2 separate regions of the Homo sapiens genome follow, and region 2 is linked to region 1. A link is a loop called in an ENCODE intact Hi-C map of the cell type or tissue named here. Cell type or tissue: B cell. All regions are shown on one strand.

Evidence for each region. Peaks named below come from ENCODE experiments on the same cell type or tissue, not always from the same donor. Only the 100,000 strongest peaks of a DNase experiment are listed, where the experiment ranks them.
Region 2: a loop joins it to region 1, with 2.0 times the contacts of the local background. A loop is called at or near these places in 1 of 110 quality-filtered maps.

What each region holds. Positions count from the first base shown.
Region 1 is chr3:106,470,574-106,478,573 of GRCh38, forward strand. The region is part of intron 5 of LOC101929485 (a long non-coding RNA gene); the gene reads right to left. Among named protein-coding and RNA genes, the nearest start is that of CBLB, 610 kb to the left of the region's middle. In B cell, no CTCF peak of the experiment used is centred here; no DNase peak of the experiment used is centred here.
Region 2 is chr3:106,299,419-106,307,418 of GRCh38, forward strand. It overlaps LOC107986112 (a long non-coding RNA gene), which reads right to left and starts at 4,853. Exons shown (of 3, transcript XR_001740840.1): 1 at 4,772-4,853; 2 at 1,344-1,647; 3 at 1-106. In B cell, no CTCF peak of the experiment used is centred here; a DNase peak (open chromatin) is centred at 3,303.

The sequences.
Region 1 (8,000 bases):
GTGCTCTTTGTTTCTCTAACTGTACTCCCTCCTTGAGTAATTTTATTCTGTCTCATGGTTTGAATTCCAAGAAATCTAATTCAAATCTATCCAAAAATTCTAAAATCTAATTGAAATCTATCTAAACCTTTCCTTTTAACCACAGATTTATATATTTTGCTCACTGGGCATGTAAAAAGACATCTCAAACACAAATGGCCAAAACTCAAACACAAATGGCCAAAACTGAACCATGTCTTTGTATACATTCTTAATTCTTACCAAAATTATTCCTCCCAAAGTATTCTCCATCTCAGTGAGTATTTCCATTACCTGTTTAGTTTCATATGCCTATGGATCACCCTCAATTTATTTCTGCTTTGAAGATACCCCATTCAATTAATCTTTGCCATTACTTTGCTTTATTTCCTTCTATTTTGATTGAATCTAATAAACTCTACACATTCTTACCACCTCTACTGCCACTACCATAATTCACATCTCCATCACTTATTTTTATTGTGTACAAGCTCATTATTAGTGTCACTGCTTCTATACCTAACATCATAATTCAGTTTTCACATACTTTCTTTTTTTGTTGTTTCTTTGAGACAGGGTCTCACTCTGTCACCCTGGCTAGAGTGCTGTGGTGTGATCACAGCTCACTGCAACCTCTTTGGGGCTCCAGCAATCCTCCTACTTCAGCCTCCCAAGTAGCTAAGACTTCAGGTGTGCACCACCTGAAGTCTATTTTTGTATTTTTTTAAAATACAAAAGTTTAAAATACAAAAATTTTTAATTTTTGTATTTTTTTGTAGAGATGGGGCTTTGCTATGTTGCCCAGGTTGGTCTTTAACTCCTGGGCTAAGCAATCTACCTGCTTTGGCCTCTCAAAATGTTGAGATTAATAGGCATGAGCCACCATGCCCAGCCTCCACATACTCTCTGAATGAACTATCTTGGAATAAGGGTTTAAAAAATTGATGATATCTCACACTGACTGTATCCTTTCAATGGGCTCCACATTGGAAGTAGAAAAATCTAGATTATTTTGTGTAACTAATAGAGCCTTATATGGTTTGTCTGCTGCATAACTGACCTCATCTTCTATTATTTTTCTGTTTCAATGTATTACAGCTACTTTGACATTAATGTTGTGCCTTAAATAAGGAAGCCTTTTCTTGCCCCAGAGTCTTGGCATTTCCTGTTGCCTTGGCCTAGAACACTCTGCTTACTGATTTTTATGGTTGATTTCTTATTTCTTATTGTTACTCAGGTATTATTTCAAATATTGAATATGCAGTTCAGTAATAGAGTATTGAGAGGAAAGGAGCCAAAAAATTTTTCTGAAGTGCTGTACAGGTCCATATCTTGATCTACATAGTGAACATGCCAAAAAAAATGATGCAGTGATGCCTTGATTCATAATTTTTATGCACTTTTCTGTTTATTAAACATTTTAAAGTCCAGGTGTGGTGGCTCATGCCTGTAATCTCAGCACTTTGGGAGGCTGAAGTGGGCAGATCACCTGAGATCAGGAGTTCCAGCCCAGCCTGGCAAACATGGCAAAATCCCATCTCTACTAAAAATACAAAAATTAGCTGGGTGTGGTGGCACATGCCTGTAATCCCAGCTACTTGGGAGGCTGAGGCAGTAGAACTGCTTGAAACCAGGAGGTGGAGGTTGCAGTGAGCCGAGATCATGCCATTGCACTCCAGCCTGGGTGACAAGAATGAAACCCCATCTCAAAAAAAAAAAAAAATAAGATTTTTATATTAAACTCTTCAGAGTCCTCCCATGATTATTTATTTAAACAATCTGCCCAAGCAGATCCTATTACTCAGCTTTATTTCCTTTACAGAGGTTAACACTACTAGAAATAACTATATATTTAAATATACACATGTTTATTATGTCCTCCCAAGCTAGAATGTAAGATATTCAGGACATGCGTTTTGCTTGTCTTTTTCACCATTATATCTCTAAGAACTTGAACAGTACCTGGGACAGAGAAGGAACAAAATAATGTTTGCTTGAATAAGTTAAGGGAGAAGTTTAGCATATTTTATTAATTTTTTCACTATACAATGTACAGATAACTTACAGGGAAGGACATAGCCACCTTGGTTAAGCTCTTAATAACTGTGTCACAATTCATTATTTCCTTATGTTTCCTGAAGAAGAAAAAAATGTTGCATGATACATGCAAGGAAATTGGCATAATATCTCTTTATTAGAAATTTCTTCTCTCTCTTTTTGTTCCACCAATTGAAATTCTATTTATTTTCTTCTAATAGTTTTCTTTCAGAAGCCTTTCATAAATTTCACCTGTCTCAAATAGATATTATCTCAATCTTTTCAAAATTCGTGTAAACATTATTTTTCCATCTTGCCTATATTAAACATATTTGAGTCCTGAATACTTCCATTTAACTAAAAACTTCTTGAGAGGAGAAAATGTCCATATTTATCTTTCACTTCTGTAGTTTTTCATAGTGGTATGTACATATTATGCCTTTAATGAATATTTTAATTGGATTTATTCAAAATTCCAGGCAGGCTGTTAAGAGGCAAGGCTATGATTAGGAGACAGCAAATAGATTAGTATGAAGAGAGAACCTAATTAGGTAAAGAGGTTATCAAAGCAAAGTCTTCTTGACTTACTTTCCTGTCTGTTGTCTCAACTATTCTAATGAATTTCCCAGGTCAGAACTTATTAAAACCATAAGTTTGATTATGATTACGACCCTACTGCTTAAAATGCTCCAATGGATAAACTGCCTTCTGAATAAAACAGAGGTTTCTTTAAAAAGTTTTGTTTAAGATATATCATTTTATGGGATACATAAATATTGTAAAGAGGTTACTGCATTGAAGCAAATTCACCTATCCATTGTTTCACAATTACTCATTTTTAATTAACTAATTAATTAATTAATTTTTTTTTTTTGAGACAAAATCTTGCTCTGTCGCCCAGGCTGGAGTGCAGTGGCACAATCACTGCTCACTGTAACCACTGCCTTCTAGGTTCAAGAGATTCTCCTGCCTCAGACTCCCAAGTAGCTGGAATCACAGGCACCCGCCATCACATCTGGCTAATTTTTGTATTTTTGTAGAGATGGGATTTCTGGTCTTAGCCAGGCTGGTCTCCAACTCTTAACCTCAAGTGATCCACTCGCCTTGGCCTCCCACAGTGCTGGGATTACAGGTATGAGCCACTGTGCCCGGCCAATTACTCACGTTTAAAATTTGTGTGGCAAGAGTAGCTAAAATCTACTAATTTAGCCGGAATCTCATATGAAGTACAACTTATTACACATAATCATAATGTACATTATACCTCTAGACTTATTGGTCCTTCATATCTGCTACTTTGTATCCTCAGACCTATACTTCCCCATGTCTTTTCCCCACTGCCCCACGCCTGGTAATCACTGGTTTGGTCTTTTTCTTTGTACATTTGAATTTCTTTTTGTTGTTTTAGATTTTATATATAAGTAAAATCATGCAATAGTTTTCCTTCTGTGCCTGGCTTGTTTCACTTTGCATAATATTTTCCAGGCTCATTCATGTTGTGGCAAAGGGCACTATCTCATTCTTTTTAGGGATGAGTAATGTTCCATTATATATATGTACCATTTTCCTTTATCTATTCATTCATTGACACTTAGATTTTTTCCACATCTTGACAATTGTGAATAATGCTGCAGTGACCGTGGAAGTGCAGGTATCTTTATGATGTGGTGATTTTATTTCCACTGGGTATATGTACAGAAGAAAGATTGCTGGGTCATATGGTAGTTTTATTTTTAATTTATTTAGAAACCTCCACATTGTTTTCATGATGACTGTACCAGTCTACATTCTTACCAACAGCATAAAATAGCTCCCTTTTCTCCACACTCTCATCAACATCTGTTATCTTTTGACTTTTTTATAATTATTTTAATGTATCACATAGTGGATTTGATTTACATTTTTCTGAGGATTAGTAATGTTGAGTACCTTTTCATATACCTGTTTGCCATTTTATTATATATTTCTGCTATGGAGAAATGTCTATTTAGGTTTTTTGCCCATTTTTTAGTAGAGTTATTTGGTTTTCCACTCTTGAGTTGTAGGAGCTCTTTATAAATTTTGAATATTAATCCCTTATCAGCTTTGTAGTTTGCAAATATTTTTTCTTAATCTGCAGGCTGCCATTTTATTTGTAGATTATTTCCTTTGCTTTTGCAGAAGATTTTATGTTTGATGTAATTTTTTTTTATGTATTTACTTTTGCTTTTCTAGCCTGAGCTTTGGCAGTGATATCCAAAAAACCCATTGCCAAAGCCAATATCAAGGAGTTTTTCCCCTATGTTGTCTTTCAGGAGTTTTATAGTTTCTGGCCTTATATCTTTTATCCATTTTGAGTTTATTGTTGTGTATGGTGTAAGGTAAAAGTCCATTTTATCCTTTTGTATGTTGAAATCTAGTTTTCCCAATACAATTTATTGAAGAGACTATCCTTTCCCCATTGTGTGCTTTTGGCATCTTTTACAAAAAGCAGTTGACCATCAATGTGTGGATTTATTTTTTGGCTCTCTATTCCGTTCCAGTGCTCTATATGTCTGTTTTTATGCTAGCACCGTACTTTTTTGATTACTATAACTTTGTAATAGATTTTTAAATCAGAATATGTGGTGCTATCAACTTCATTTTTCTTTCTCAGAATGGTTTTGGCTATCCAGGGTCTTTTATCATTCTGTATAAATTTTAGGATTGATTTTTCTATTTCTGTGAAACATGCTATTGGGATATGGGTAGGGATTGTGTGTATTAAATTTGTAAATACACTTGGGTAGTATGGATTTTCAATAATATTAAATTCTGCATATTCATGAGCATGGAATATCTTTCCATTTATTTGTGTCTTCTTCAATTTTGTTCATAAATGTTTTATAGTTTATTTTTTAATAAACCTTTCACTTTCTGGGTTATATTCATTCCTAGGTATTTTTTATGTTATCATAAATGGAATTGTTTTCTTGATTTCTTTTTCAGTTAGGCTGTTGTGTATAAAAATACTACTAATTTTATATGTTGATTTGAGTATTGCAACTTTACTGAATTCATTTATTTGTTCTAACAGTTTTTTGTGTAGTATTCAGGGAATTTTACATATAGGATCATGCCATTATTCAAAGCAAGATAATTTTATGTCTTCCTTTCAAATTTGGATGCCTTTATTTCTTTTTCTTGTCTGATCATTCTTACTAGTACTTCTAGTACTATTCTGAATAAAAGTGGCAGGAGTGACATCCTTGCCTTGTACTGGATCATAGTGGAAAAAGTTTCACTGTTCCTCCCTTAATAATAATGTGGGCTGTGTTAATAAATTACTTTAATTTTATTGAGAAACATTCTTTCTATATTTAAACTGCTGAGAGCTTTTATCAAGAAAAAATGTTGGAGTTTGTCAAATGCTTTTTCCACATCAATTGCGAAGATCATGTGTTTTTTCTTTCATTCTGTTAATGTGATGTATCACATTGATTGACTTGTATATGTTACACTAGCCTTGCATGCCAGAAATAATTTCACTTGGTCATCATCTATAATGTTTTTGACATGTTGATGGGTTTATTTGTTAACAATTTACTGAAGATTTTTGAATCAATGTTTATTTGTGAAATTGGTCTCTAGTTTTTTCCTGTGATGTCTCTGGCATAGGTGTCAAGATGATGATGGCCTACTAAAATGTGTTTGAAAGTGTTTCCTCTGGCTCTCTTTTCAAAAGAGTTTAAGAAGTTTTGGTATTAATTATTTTTTTAATGTTTGGTAGAATTCAGCTGTGAAGGCATCTGGTCCTAGGCTTTTCTTTATTGGGAGACTTTCTCACTACTTCTTCAATCTATTTGTTATTGGTCTATCTAGTCTTTATATGTCTTCCTGACTCAATGTTGGTAGGTTATATTTTTCTAGGAATTTATCTCTATAGGTTATCCAATTTGGTGGCATATAATTATTCATAATTATCCCATATGATCCTTTTTATTTCTGAAGTATCCATTGCAATTTCCTCACTTTTATTTTTGATTTTATTTATTTGAGTCTTCTCTTTTTCTCTTGATTAGACTAAGGGCTTGTCAATTTTTTTTATTATTTTCAAAAAGCTAAGTCTTCACTTTATTAATTCCTTCTGTGGTTTGTTTTGTTCTTTATTTTTGTTCTAATTTTTTTTCTGCTGCCAAATTTGGGTTTAGTTTGTGGTTTTTTTAGTTCCTTCAGGCATAATGTTAGACTATTTACTAGAGATCTTTATTCTTTTTTCATGTTGGCACATAGGTCAATAAAATTCCTTCTTAGAATTGCTTTTGCTTTAAGCCATAGGTTTTGGTATGTTGTGTTTTCATTTACATTTGTCTCATAATATTTCTTTATTTTCTTTCTGATTTCTCCCTTGGATCGTTTGTTGTTCAGGAGCATGTTGTTCAATTTCCACATGTTTGTGAGTTTTCCAAGATTCTTTGTTTTATTGATTTTCAGTTTCATATCGTTTTGGTATGAAATGATACTAAATACGATTTCAATATTCTTAACATTTTTAAGACATGTTTTATGGCCTAACATATGGTCTATCCTGGAGAATGTTCCACGTGTGCCAAAAAAAAAAGTGTATTCTGCTGCTCTTAAATAAAACATTATATATATGTCTGTTAGGTCCGTTTGATCAAAAGTGTAATTCAAGTTCAATATTTTCTTATTAATTTTTTTCTGACTGACCTATTCATTGATAAAAGTGAAATAGTGAAGTTCCCTACTATTATTATATTGCTATCTATTCCTTCCTTTATATCCTTTAGTATTTGCTTTATGCATTTAGGTGCTCGAAGATTGGGTGCGTATATATTTACAATGGTTGTGTTCTCTTGGTGAGTTATCCCTTTATTATTAAATAATGATCTTCTTTGTCTTCTGCAACATCTGTTGACTTGAAATCTGTTTTATCAGTTATAAGTGTAGCCACTCCTGATCTTTTTTGGTAATTATTTGCATGGAATATCTTCTTTCATTCTTTCACTTGCAGCCATATCTGTCCTTAAAGCTTAAGTGGACTCTTATAGGGAGCCTATAGTTGGATCCTATAATTTAATGCATTCAGCCACTGTCTTTTCATTGAAAAATTTAACCCATTTACCTTCAAGATCCTTATTGACAGGTTTCTGGTTTTGTTATACCAGTATTGTGCCTTTCTTCCTCTCTTGTTGTCTATCTTTGTGATTTGATTATTTCCATAGTGCTAAGCTTCGATACCTTTTACTTTATTGTTTTTATGTCTGCTGTACATTTTTGTTTTGTGATTACCAGAAGGTTTACATAAAACCTCTTACAGTTATATACTATTTTAAGCTAATAACACCTTAACTTCCATTAAATACAAAAATCTAGACTTTTACTCTCCCCACGTGATATATATTTGATGTCACAATTTGCATCTTTTATATTGTGTATTCCTTAATAATTTATTGTAGCTTTAATTATTTTTGTAAGTTTTGACTTTTAGCCTTCATACCAGATATGTATATGATTTGGAAACCAACATTAAGATATTGGAGTATTCTGGGCCGGGCGTGGTGGCTCACACCTGTAATCCCAGCACTTTGGGAGGCCGAGGCAGGTGGATCACGAGGTCAGGAGATTGAGACCATCCTGGCTAACACAGTGAAACCCCGTCTCTACTAAAAATACCAAAAAATTAGCCAGGTGTGGTGGTGGGGCCTGTAGTCCCAGCTACTTGGGAGGCTGAGGCAGGAGAATGGCATGAACCTGGGAGGTGGAGCTTGCAGTGAGCCAAGATTGTGCCACTGCACTCCAGCCTGGGTGACAGAGCGAGACCCCATCTCAAAAAAAAAAAAAAACAAAACAAAAAAACAGATATTGAAGTATTCTGGATTTGACTGTGTATTTACTCTATCAGTGAGTTTTATATTTTTATATGCATTTGTGGTAGTAACTAACATCCTTTTATTTCTGCTCAA
Region 2 (8,000 bases), 170 kb before region 1:
GGGAAGGCAGATGCTTGGGTGACATTGCAGGGTGTGTTTCCTCTAAGTGGTGACTCAGAGATGCAGTTCTTGATGCCGTATCACCTTTAAATGACCTTTCAGATTGCTGCAAAAATAGAAGACAGAGTAAAAAGTTTTGTGTGTGAGATTTTCATAAACCATATCTGGAAGTGGCATATATTGCTTCTACTGGCCAGAAGTGAGTTACAGAGCCCCATCTAAATGCAAGGAGTTCGAAAAATGTTTAGTTCTGTTCCTTGGCACAGAAGAGAAAAATAATAGTCTCTGAAATACCCAATATAGAGTAACAGCATAGCAATTGCTTGACTTATATATACCTAACTGAGATGATGTGGAAAATATAGAGAAGAAAAGTGTGTTTTATCACTCTCAGTAAAAGAATTTATAATATAATTAGGGAACAGACACCTGTGAAACAATGTGTGAACAAAGCAATACAGTATATGCCAGTGCATCATTGCACTGACTGACATAGTTAAATGTCAAGTGGTACAGTACAAACCACTAGAGGCAGGACAGTATCCAATTATGTGTTATTATTGTTTTATAATACACCATTACTAAATGAAATAGAAATTTGACTTGAGAGATTTTTCTGGATAGATGTTGTTGGAAAAGTCTTCTGAAGAAGCAGGAACTTGAGGTGAGCCTTGAGGAATAGCTCAGTCATAGATGTTAGTGGGGTTGGTTGAATGAGCTAGAACAGGAGATATGGGTGGGATAGAATTGACAAAAGCCTTGATATGTCAATCTGGTGACCTGTGTTGGTTTATAGGATTAGTATTAGAAATAATAGAAAATAAATCTAAACAGGCCAAGATGGGTTGAGAGGGCATTAGAAATTGAGAGGCTTTCAATCAGAAAGAAATGTTGAAACTCAGTGCAAGAGGCTACAATGAGCCATTATAAATTTATAAGCACATTTACAAGACTGACCTAATGAGAAGATAAATTTAGCAGTGGAGTTCTGTATAGTGTGCCAGTGATACAGATTTGATCGGCAGATTGTGGTGAGTGGAGAGCTTTAGAAGTCATCATTCAAAGATGAGATTTGATGAGGAATAACCTTCTTAATGATTTTGTTGGATACACAGACTAATTGGCCTGTGGATTTTTTTTCCTCCCAAGGGTGCACTGACTTTGGACACCAGAAAGTATCACCATGTACCTTTTTCAACTGTATTAGTTATCTATTGCTTTGTAACAACCCCAAACTTAAAGATTAGAACAAATGTAATTATCTCAAGCTGTTTTTGATATCTATAGCCATGCTTAAATTTTTGTGTTAAGAATTTGAAAGCAGTTTAGCTGGGTGTTTGTACCTTTGTTTCTCTCCTGGTGTTGGATTCAAGCTGTTGGCTATGACTGCACCCATCTGGGAACTTAATTTGGGCTAGAGGATTGGATTAAAAGATGGCTTGCTCACATGGCTGCTGGTTGGAGGCCTCAGTTTCTCAACACAGAAACCTCTTCACAGGGTTTCTTGAGTGTCCTCATGACATGGCAGCCGTCTTCTTCCAAAACAAGTGAAAACAAACAAGAAGTGTTCTTCCAGAACAAGAGAAAAGTGTTTGGTAGGTCCCTCCTCCCTCTTTTCTCTCCTGCTGCCATGTAAGATGCGCCTTGCTTCTTCCAGAAAAGCAAAAACAATAAAAGAAGCCACAATGCCTTCTATTATGACATAGTCTTAGAAGTCATGCATCATTATGTCTGCCATAGATTATTTCTTAGGAACAAGTCATTAAGTGTAGCTCATGCCCAAGTGGAGTGAGACTGAGTTTCTACCTTTTCAAGAAAGGAGTATCAAATAATTTATGGACATATTTTAAAACTACCACGGCAAGTTTGTCTTTGTCTATATCTGAAGGGATCTACTGCAAAATTATTTTCCATTTGGATTATTACTAATTCCAAGTCAAAAGTTTGGATATTTTCTTTCTTTCTTTTCTTCCTTCTCTCTCTCTCTCCTACTTTCCATCCTTCTTTCCTTTGAAATGAGAATTTACATAAATTTGCTTATAAAAGGAAAAGCATTTTGAATACCATTTAATTTTACATTTTATTTTCTTCTAGCCTTCTGAAGCCTTTTTTCTATAATACCCTCAGACGCTTCATAGAATACTTTCCTTCATTTCTTGTGTTAAATGAAACCCAAGTCTCTTTTGAGGACGACATTCTTTTCCGGTAATACTCTTGAGTAGAGGCTACTCCTTCTTCTCTGTCTCATTCATCTAAAAGCCCAAAGTTAGAAACACCACCTTTCCAGCTTCCTATACCATGTATAAATCACTACTCTTTCACTTTTCCAATAAATTTTTTTCTTTTAAAGTCATGTCATTAGGCTATGCCACCTTCTTTCCTGAAGCTGGAAATATTCTTCACCACTTCATCACTTGTACCATTGTCTTCTTCCCTAACCACCAGGAGACTTTAGGATCCTTGTCTTACAGCATGTAAGCCTTGTGATGTTTTAACTTCATAAGCCCAGGCCACCTCCCCTCTACTCTTCACCAGCTTTTTAAATCTATAGCCACACAAAAAATTGTTTCATTTCTGAACTCTTGAAGAGTAGTAAGCACTCTGTTTTTTCTTTTTCCCAGAATTCTCACTCTCATTATCCTGCTCTGAACATAGACTGATTTATGGAGCAAAAGTCCTTTAAAATGTCATTCTCCTTTACTCTATACCATTTCACTTTTAACTCGTATTCTTTCTCTAGCCGGCATCAAATCAAACTCCATCATTGTAGTGTTTCTTGACCTCTTCACCTTGTCCTGCTTTCTTTCCACTTATTCCACTTCTTAAAGTCTGAATCAATCCAGCTCCCCACTGTTACTGATTTGCGGATGAAGGATCCCAGATAAAACCATTTTTCTGAGATAAATATAGATCTATGGACCTCAACTTCATCTTAGAAACACCATAATATGGCTGCGTTAGTTATTTATTGTTGTGTAGTGAATTACTACAAACTTTGTAATGAATTACTACAAACTTAATCACTAAAAACAGTACCCACGTATTATCTCATAGTTCTGGTCATTAGAAGTTCAGGCTGGCTTGGTTGAGTTCTCTGCTTAGAGTCTCATAAAGCCCAACCTGGTTTCTGAACTAAAGGCTTTGAGAAAAAAAAATGCTTCCAAGTTTATTCAAATTGTTCGAAGAAGCCTGCTGGTGGCAGTTATAGGACTGAAACCTCACTTTCTTGCTGGCTATTTGCTTGAAGTGACTCAGCTTTTAGAGATCACCTGCATTTCTCTTCATGTGGCCCCTTTCATCTGCACAGTCAGTAATGACATGCTGAAACTTTCTCATGCTTTCAGATATCTGTGACTTCCTCTTCTGCCACCAGCTCAGAAAACTCTCTAGTTTTCAAAGGCTCATCTCATTAAACCAGGCCCATTCAAATAATCTCCATATCTTAAGGTTAACTGACTTGGACTTTAATTATATCTGCAAAATCCCTTCACGGTAGTACCAAGATTCATATTTGATTTTATAACCAGAGCAAAGAGATCATAAGGAAGCTATATCTGGAATTCTGCTTGCCACAGTGGCTCTAGTTAGCTCCATCACTCATGCACCCAGACAGCTTTTTCAACCTTCGCAATAACCCTATTCCACACATGCCCTTACTCATTGTTAAACTAAGTCTTCACCTATCCTTTTTCTGCATGGAGGAAAATAAAAACAATTAGGTGAGAAAATATCCGTTAAAATTCTGGGCCTATATCTGGTCCTGGAAAAAATTCATGAATTATTTCCTCAGCATTCAATATATCCTGACCCTCTAGCAACCAAAGTTTTAACCCTTTACTTTCTCAATGAGTTCTAACACCCTATCTGCTAAGCCGTCTCTCAGATAAATATCCTCTTTCTCATGCTGTTCCTTTCACTAGTGGTTTTTTTTTCTGTTTTTTAAATAATTTCAACTTTTGTTTTAAATTCAAATGGTACATTTGCAGGTTTGTTACCTGGGTATATTGCATGATACTGAGGTTTGGGGTACAGTTAATTCTGTCAACCAGGTAGTAAAACAGTACCCGACAGTTTTTCAGCCATTGCTCCCCTCCCTTTCTCCCCACTCTAGTAGTCTCCATTATCTATTTTTCTTATATTTATGTCCATGTGTACCCAATACTTAGCTCTCATTTATAAGTGAGAACATGCGGTGTTTGGTTTTCTGGTCCCGTGTTAATTTGCTTTGGATAAAGGCCTCTAGCTGCATACATGTTGCTGAAAATAACACAATTTCATTCTTTTTAAGTGGCTGTATAGAATTGCATGGTATATATGTACCATACTTTCTTAATCCAATCCACCATTGATGGACATCTAGTTGATTCCATGTATTTGCTACTGTGGATAATTCTGCAATGAGCATACAAATGCATGTACTTTTTGGGTAGAAAGATTTATTTTCCTTTGGGTATATACCCAGTAATGGGATTGCTAGGCCAAATGGTAGTTGTGTTTTGAGTTCTTTGAGAAATCTCCAAACTGCCTGCCAAAGTGACTGAATTAATTTCCATTTCTGCCAAGAGTGTATAAGGATCTCTTTTTCAATGTAGCCTCACCAGCATCTGTTATTTTTTGACTTTTTAATAATAACAACTCTGGTGTGAGATGGTACCTCATTGTGGTTTTGATTTGCATTTATTTGATGATTAGTAATGCTGAGCATTTTTCATGTTTGTTGGCTGCAGGTATGTCATCTTTTGAGAAGCATCTGTTCATATCCTTTGCCTACCTTTTAATGGGGTTGTGTTTTGCTTGTTGAATTGCTTAAGTTTTTTTATAGATTCAGGACATTAGACCTTCATTAGATGTATAGTTTGAAGATATTTTCTGCCATTCTGTAGGCTGTTTACTCTGCTGATAGTTTCTTTTGGAGTAGACAGACTGTGGCCCTATCTTCACTGTTCCTCACCTGGCAGGGCCTGCCAGCTTCAGCCCTCAGCACTTTTTTCTTCGTTTCCTTTCAGCATATAAATATATACTAGTTACTCTAATATTAAAAAAAAGATGAAAAAAACATTTTTATTCCTTCATCTTTCTCTATCTATTGCTTCTTTTCACTCTTTTTGGTTGATACTTGGATATTTTTGTCTACATTCTCTGTATCAGTGTCTACAGTATTTCACAACTAAGTTATTACTGAATCTATTTTAATTTCATTGCTCTACAGATTATGTCTTCCCCCCAGAACATTACTGAAACAGCTCTTTATAAGGCTACTAATGCCCTTTCAGTATTACATCTAATGGCTACTTTTCAATACTTTCCATAAAACTTTTTACGGCATTTGAAAATATTGATTGTATTTTCTTTCTGAAGTGCTTTTTTCTCTAGTTTCCAAAATAGTTTGCTACTGACTTTTCACCTTCCACTCTGCAGAGGCATCAAGCAAAACAAATAATGTAGGATGGGATACAATATGAGAAATTAGAGATAAATGTCTCCAAGTGAATGCACTCATAGAATTTCACTATTTTTGGTTTACCCTGATGTAAAATTTTGAATGCTTATAACATCAAAGATCAAATTAAACATATTTTACATTTAACAAAGCTAATTTCCTAAATTGTCATGTTTTTGTTTTATCAAATTTTAGACCTTATTTTTTCTATGGCTTCTAGATATTAAATCATGACAATGCTACAGTTTTGGGAATGTGATACCATGCAAAGCATATTATGTTTGGGTGACAGGGAGTGATTCCTAGGAACCTGTCTCCAAATCTTTGTTATTGTGTCTCTGATCATTCTTACTTGGTTTTTATTCACGGACTTTTAAGCCTTCTCTTCTTTTTAATGTTGTTCCTCACTGTGCTTTCTTGTGCAAGTCTTTTTACTTAACACAATTTTGTTAGATGATGTCATTCACTTCCCCGGTTTTAACTACCCATTATTGGTCAGCTCCAGCTTCCATAACACAATACCATAGATTGAGTGGCTTAAACAACAGATATTTACTTTTCACAGTTACAGAGGCTGGGCAGTCCAAGATCAAGAAATCAGCAGGGTTGGGTTCTGGTGAGGACTCTTCCTGGCTTGCAGACTGTTGACTTCTTGTGTCCTTAAGAACACAGACAGAGCAAGCTCTGTGGTGTCTCTTCTTATAAGGGCATTAATCCTATCATAAGGCCCCACCCTCAGGACCTCATCTAAACCTCATTACCTCCCAAAGGTTCCACCTCCAAATACTATTACAATGGGGGCCAGGGCTTCAACATATAAATTTTGGCTAGGGATGGTACCAACATTTAGCTGATAATATACTTCTATATCATTTAAATTTCCAATATCTTTATCTCTTTCCTTAGCTCAAATCTCCATAATTCATACTTATACTAGACACATTCATACAAATACCCTATACATGACTCCAAATTCCACGTCCTTGAAATTGAGTATTATCTCCTGTTGATGCTGCGGCCTCTCTCAGTGAATGGCTTTGCTATCTATGTAGTTTTCAAAACCCGGAAGACATTCTTGCTCCTTCTTTGCCTCATCACCCACATCACATCATTTGCCAACTCCTATTATTCTTACCCTTAAATAGCACTCAGATTTTTCTCTTCTCTGTTTTCACTGCCCCTGAATTGATTTGGACCTTCACTATTTCTGGCCCTGATTACTATAACTTGTCATCACTGGTTCTATCTCCAGGGCTCTCTAATCAAGTCTCCTCTTGGCCCTTAAAAGGCTGTTTCTAAAATGCAATTCTTTTCCTGTTAATCATTTCATTAAAAATACTCAGTGTTTCTTCACTGGCTTTAAGAGTAAACCCTAAATGTGTAGCCAGCATCTGTAGGCCACCTTGATCTGGCCCTGGCTACCATCCAGTCTCATTCCTCACCAAATTCTTCCTCAGGAATATTCCCCACATAGTTTTAATGGCTTGAAACAGACATAGTCTCTCACACTTGTGCACTTTTTCACAGTGTTCCTTTGGAAGCTAAATTTTACCCTCTCTATAAGACACCACAGCATTTGATAGCATTTGAAGTCTACATCTTCAAGCATTTTCTTTCTTTACTTTTTGAGACACCACGCTTTATTTTCTTCTTGGTACCTAGCACGACTTAACTTTAGATGACATATTTATAGTTTTATTTGTTTATTGACGACCTCTACCACCATAATTTTTGATCCATGAAAGCAGGAACTTTGAGTTGTTCACCACTCTAAGCTTAGTGCCTAGTATAACACCTATAACATAGGTGACATGCAACTATTTGTTGAATAAATTAATTGGTAACTTGGCAATAAATTAGATGGCAACTTGGCTCTGCCACTTGAGAGCATGTGCTTTCGAATAAAATATTTGACAGCTTTGTGTTTAAGAACTTAATTATAAAATGGCATACAATAACTATTGCATCTACTTCATGGCACTGTTGTAAGTGGTGTATGAATTATGTGAGTTAATACATATAAAGTGCACATATTAATGCTCAATAAAGGTTAGCAACCATGACCTTTGCAATGTCTTCTGTGACTCTGTTCACATCCTCCTACTTTTCTTTCCCCAGACATATAAGGCACATAGATAAGAATGCAAGGAGAAGGGGAATGAGTTGGATAAATCTGTGTATCTCTGGAAGCCACCTCACATTGTTAAGCTGAGAACTGGAGAAGAGTTTCAGAACACTTCAGACACTCAACAGCTTCTAACTAGAAATAATACCGTTTGACCCAGTCATCCCATTACTGGGTATATACCCAAAGGATTATAAATCATGCTGCTATAAAGACACATGCACACGTATGTTTATTGCGGCACTATTCACAATAGCAAAGACTTGGAGCCAGCCCAAATGTCCAACAATGATAGACTGGATTAAGAAAATGTGGCACATATACACCATGGAATACTATGCAGCCATAAAAAATGATAAGTTCACGCCCTTTGTAGGGACGTAGATGAAGCTGGAAACCCTCATTCTCAGCAAACTATCACAAGGACAGAAAACC